2 separate regions of the Homo sapiens genome follow, and region 2 is linked to region 1. A link is an interaction called in ENCODE POLR2A ChIA-PET data of the cell type or tissue named here. Cell type or tissue: PC-9. All regions are shown on one strand. Each heading gives the region's core, and the rest is flanking DNA. Links, peaks and the distances in the headings are about the cores only.

What was found. ChIA-PET counts read pairs that join two places held together with the same protein. Peaks named below come from ENCODE experiments on the same cell type or tissue, not always from the same donor. Only the 100,000 strongest peaks of a DNase experiment are listed, where the experiment ranks them.
Region 2: POLR2A ChIA-PET joins it to region 1 with 6 read pairs; 2 of 35 experiments call an interaction of 5 or more read pairs at or near these places.

The regions. Positions count from the first base shown.
Region 1 is chr3:72,745,438-72,748,351 of GRCh38, forward strand. It overlaps a transcript of SHQ1 not described here. Among named protein-coding and RNA genes, the nearest start is that of SHQ1, 100 kb to the right of the region's middle. In PC-9, for the core only: no CTCF peak of the experiment used is centred there; a DNase peak (open chromatin) is centred at 1,244.
Region 2 is chr3:72,057,522-72,060,435 of GRCh38, forward strand. It overlaps LINC00877 (long intergenic non-protein coding RNA 877), which reads right to left. Exons shown (of 7, transcript NR_104116.1): 5 at 2,166-2,588. Among named protein-coding and RNA genes, the nearest start is that of LINC00877, 41 kb to the right of the region's middle. In PC-9, for the core only: no CTCF peak of the experiment used is centred there; no DNase peak of the experiment used is centred there.

The DNA.
Region 1 (2,914 bases), core at 291-2,790:
GGACAAGAGAGACAGAACATAGAAAAATAGGTCAATGATAATGCAAGCCTAGAAGATGAGGCAGTGCTGTGATTCATTGGCATAATTAATATTTCTATCTAATCTGCTGAACTGTGTAGACTTTTACCACTAGCCGGCCTCTGTAGAGATTAACAGGGCTGACTCATTTTCACAGTGCCGGCTCCCCCAGCGACCTGTTGTTAGGTAGCTAAATAGAGCCCTGTTCAGCTCTGGGAAGTCAGACAATAATAATAAACCCTTACGTTGGTTTAACACTTTCCAGTTTATAAAAGTGCTTTGAACATACAGTCTCCTAGCACTGGAAGGCCAGCAATAAAAGCAGTTCTATTTCCATTTCTGTCTACGGCCATACCACCCTGAACGCGCCTGATCTCATCTATTCCTTTTTTTTTTTTTTCCTTTGAGACAGAGCCTCACTCTGTCGCCCAGGCTGGAGTGCAGTGGCACAATCTCGGCTCACTGCAATCTCCGCCTCCCAGGTTCAAGTGATTCTCCTGCCTCAGCCTCGAGTAGCTGGGATTACACGGGCCCGCCACCACCCCCAGGTAAGTTGTTTGTATTTTTAGTAGACACAGGGTTTCACCATGTTGGCCAGGCTGGTCTCGAACTCCTGACCTCAAGTGATCTGTCTGCCTCGGCCTCCCAAAGTGCTGAGATTACAGACATGAGCCATCGCGCCCAGCCCCGTTTCTAAGATGAAGGGAAAGGTGTCGTTTGGAGTCCCCCCCTCGTGAGCCAGCTACAGTGGAGCTGGGTTGAATTGGAGGCTGCCTCTTGTCAACTGCAAAGTCTTGGTTTTTCCCACTGAGCTGCGACTAGGCAGTCACTGGGTCTCTTCCCTATTCTTGCCCCAACTTATTTTTTTCTCCCATCATCTAGGAGTTTTGGGAAACCCATATGGTTATAGGAGATCCCTAAAGTTGCCTGGCAGGTTGTCTAGTTTAAAAAAATAAATGAAAGGCAGCACCTCTGGAGGTGTTTTGGGTTACTGAGCTAGTGTAGTATAGTGTTCTCAGCCCATCTTAAACAAAGACAGAGTAACGTGATATAACAAAGCTTCAACCTCCATGAACAAAGAAAGGGTAGGAGAAACACTGCCGACACGGACTCTGAAATTAAGGAGCTCACTCACGTTGTCTTTAATACTCATGAGGGTTGTTTAATGAGCTGCCTGGCTTTGAGGATGTCCGGGAAGGATCATGTTTGCTCATTCTTTGAGGAAGGGAATAACAGGTTTTTCTACCCAAGACAAGTCTCACTGAAGTAGATCCTGTCAAGATTCCTAAGAACAAAAATTGATGGAAGGAAGAAAACTTCCATGGCGTTAAATTTTTAGACGAGAGGATTTGCTTAACTGGCTTGACTTCAGTGGAAGTAAATGAGGGGAGTTACAGATAATACTTTTTCAAACTGGCTTCAGATAATGTACTAGTGAGAAGAAATGCATTTTCAATGGTCATAAGGATTTGGAAGCTCTCCAGGGAAGCTGAGAGAAGTCTTGTGAACACATTCCAACAAAGCAGTTATAGTGTTCAGGAGTTCACAAGCATTTTAAGTGCCGTAGTCACCCCAGGATCATGTTAATACAACCTGGAAAAGTACAAACATTCACAACCTTCACAAACCCTAAGTAAAAAGCATCATACCCTTTCTTGAAATTAATGATGCTACTGAGATTAATAGATGAGATTTCATTTCCTCCTCAAAGCAAATTGGTTTATCTTATTTGTTCATTCATTCAACAAATATTTATGGAGTGCTTGAGAATACGGACACTGATGATTCAGTGTTAACAAGACCCTACCTCCCCAGCAGCTTAAACTCAAGTGGGAAAACCCATATTTAAACTATTAATGGAGAATTACACTTCCAATCCCGATGGATTAACAGGGACCAGATTTACTCTCCCGTCAGACATAACCAAAGCAGAAAAATGGGAGCAATACACAAAACCATGGCTTTCCAAACTCTGAACTTCAGGCAATGAAAGACAGTGATCCTGAGAGACAGAAAACAAGGTGAGATCTACTGCTTTGAAAGACTTTCCATGCTATGTAGGGAAGGACAATCAAGGCAGAACCCAGGGGGTTATGGAGTTCAAAGACAGGGCTGAGGACTTGGGGTGACCAAGGCAGCTAACATTTGCAGCACAGAGCTCCAGAGAGGAGAGAGCTGCACAGAGAACGCTGGATATCTGGAGAGAGAGAGGAGAGCCCTCTTCTAGAACCATCTGAAAAGATGAGAGGGGGCTGGGTGCGGTGGCTCATGCCTGTAATCCCAGCACTTTGGGAGTCTAAGGCGGGTGGATCACCTGAGGTCAGGAGTTCGAGACCAGCCTGGCCAACATGGCGAAAACCCATCTCTACTAAAAATACAAAAAATTAGCCAGGTGTGGTGGTGCATGCCTGTAATCCCAGGTGTTCGGGAGGCTGAGGCAGGAGAATCACTTGAACCCGAGAGACAGAGGTTGCAGTGAGCTGAGATCATATCACTGCACTCCAGCCTGAGTGACAGAACAAGACTGTCTCAAGGAAAAAAAAAAACACACACTCACATTAGAGAGAAGAGTCCTCAGTACGCACACTGGGAACAGTGTGAGTTCAATCAGCCAGGCTGAAAAACTCATAATTCATAAGGCATGGTGGAGCACTCAGGAATATCAGCACTGGGGAATAATTTGCCCTAGACTGAGCACCACTCCAGACCTGCCTAACAAATTACAAAGCAAGACCCATAAGGATCAAACTACTTCCATGTCACTGGACTGCATCCCTAAACAAAGATCAAGAGTATATATAAGAATGCATATCTAGCACCTAAGAAGGTAAAATTCACAAAGTGTGGCATCCAATCAAAGACTATGAGGCATGCAAAAAAAAAAAAAAAAAAAAAA
Region 2 (2,914 bases), core at 213-2,712, 690 kb before region 1:
CAGACAGTAGAAGAGTGGACAAAGTTTTCTATTTCAGTTCCTTTGATTGCACCTTTATCCTGATTTATGAACAAGGGGTCCTGTGTTTTTATTTTGCACTGGACCTTACAAATGATGTCACTGGGCCCCAAACCACACCACAGACTGCTGTGCCGGCAGTGAGGGTTCTTCACCCACTAAGCCTCCAAGAGAACCTTTTCTCACTCCTCTCCTAAAAAGGAGAGACTGTTCCTTTAAAAAGACCCCTCCCTACCCCCGCCCCATCTAAATCTCAGTGCTCCAATTTGGAAGTTTCTCTCAGGCTAGGTCTACATGCATTCCATCTGTCTAGCTTCTTCAGGTTCATTCCCTTATATGTTACTTTACTTAGCTTTTAATGCTCATATTTGTTGGGTGCTTGCCATGTTAAACCCTTTACACAGAAAGTCTCATTTAATTCTCACAGCAGCCCTGTGAAATACATGCTACTATTATGCCCGTGTTGCATATGGGAAAACTGAAGCTTGAGAGGCTAAAGGGTTAGCCCAGTGAAAATAAGGACCTTTCTGCAGTCTCTTTGCACATCCTTTGTCTGTTCAGCCCAGCATGCCTTGCACTTGCTACCACCTGTCTTTGCCGACAGTTTCCATTTCATAAAGTAGCCTTTCTTCTCATTCCCTTCTAGGGCCAGACTACCTTCATGGAACTAAAGTTCATGGATTTTCTAGAGTTATTCTTAACACATTTCAGAGGTGCCTGGGATCTGCCCTGTACAAGCTTCCTGGAGTTAGAAGGACTGGCTGCTCGTCCTGGGAAACGCTTTCTGGAAAGAGGAGATACTGGGAACACATAAAAAAAAAAACCGTTGGGAATATATGGCTTGGGTGAGACATTTCAAATATCACCCCTCCATGCCACCAACAGGCAAAGACTTAGTCCCAGCTGCCCAGTTATTTACCAAAGGAAGTCTGCTGCAGGTAGGCACACTGGAGACTTTCTTCTGTAGGCCTTTCATTGCCAGGAGGCACCCAGAGAATGTACAGATTACAAGCCCCATCACCTCAAGCCAATTTGCAGAGGGATTGCTGAATAGAGCTCTCTTTGGAGGCCAAGCCAGGATTACAGTAATTGCAGGCCGGCTGCCGGCTCTCTGGCGGCAGTGCCCGGTGGAGGCTGCCAGCTGGCCCTGCTAATTACCTGTCGCCCAGGATAGGAAGGAGAACATGAGAAAGGACTGACGAGGCCCAGACAGAAGGCACTGGAGCATGGCAGGCTGGCATCTCCAGGATCCAGGCCTCCCAGCCGGCCCCATGGCTATGGCTCTTCTGTTGCAGAGAATGACTTGGCATGTTTCTACCTTGTTCCTCCCAAACAGCTCCCTCGCACAGTCCTGCCTGTCTCCCCTTCAGAGCAATAAACCTCTCTAGAGTTTTCCCTGGGACACTACAGGAATTGCTGAGAGTGGGGTTTTGGGCAGAAGCTCAGAGAAGGCGAGAGAGAGAAACCCTTTCTAGACTAGTGCTGCTCAATTTAACATAAGCCACAAATGTAATTTTAATTTTTTTAGTAGCTATATTAAAAAGAAAAGGTAGGCTGGGCGTGGTGGCTCATGCCTGTAATCCCAGCACTTTGGGAGGCTGAGGCGGGTGGATCATCTGAGGTCAGAAGTTCAAGACCAGCCTGGTCCACATGGTGAAACTGCATCTTTACTAAATATACAAAAAATTAGCTGGGCGTGGTGGCAGTCGCCTGTAATCCCAGCTACTCGGGAGGCTGAGGCAGGAGAATTGCTTGAACCCGGGAGGCGGAGGTTGCAGTGAGCTGAGATCATGTCATTGCGCTCCAGCCTGGGCAACAAGAGCAAAAACTTCGCCTCAAAAAAATAAAAATAAAAATAAAATAAAAAAGAAAAGGTAAAAAGAAACAGGTGATGTTAATTTCAGTAATATGGGTATATTTTATTTAGCCCAATATATCTAAAATATTATTTCAACATGCAATAATGTTTTTAAAGTATTGAGATATTTTACATTATTTTCTTGGTACCAAGTATTGAAAATCCAGTGTGTATTTTACATGTTAGAGCACATGTCCATTAGGACTAGCCCATAGCCACACAGGGCCAGTGACTACCATGTTGGCCAGCACAGCTTCAGATGCGATGGAAAATACAACTCAAAGCTTACCTACAGGCTTTCTTTAGCCATATTTGGGTTTTGTCCCCAAACTTCCAGTCTTTCTTCTGAGCTTGACATTTGCTCTCCAAGTCTTAGATCCCTGCTCCTCCTGCTGCAGGCCAAGGACAACAGCACTGGACATTCACCTTGGACCTTGGTCAAAATGCAGAATTTCAAGTTCCCGCCAGGACCTACTGCACCAGAGTCTGCATTTCACCAAGATCTCCAGGTGACTTGAATAGTCAGTTTGAGAAGCGCTGCTCTAGGCTTCTCCCTCTACCCCTGTCCCTCCTGATTGCATTTGAACTGGTGCACCTGGTCATTCACTTCAATCTTGGGCTCCTTTTTGCCTGGATTCCTTTTTCCATCTTCCAAACCTTTGGCTTTTGCCAGATGTAGATGACACTTGCATTATCTGCTTCTGTCTCTGGGCTGCAGAAAGGCAAAAGTGGAAATTATCAACCACAAGTGAAAATGACAACTTGTCTACCACTTATTTGATACTTTCTATGAGCCAGGCCCCATGCTCAGCACTTTGCATGCATAATCTCACAGAATTCTCACCGGATTTTAGAACCTGGTGCATTATTACATACATTTTAGAAACAAAGCCCAGAGACTAACATCCACACACAGCTAATATCTGGTGGAGTAGAATGAAACCGTGAATCTGCCTGATTGGGAAGCCCATATACTTTGACTAGGTTGAAGTTAAAGTTGTTTTAATGTGGGTGGTGGCAAAGGCGGGTGTATTAGTC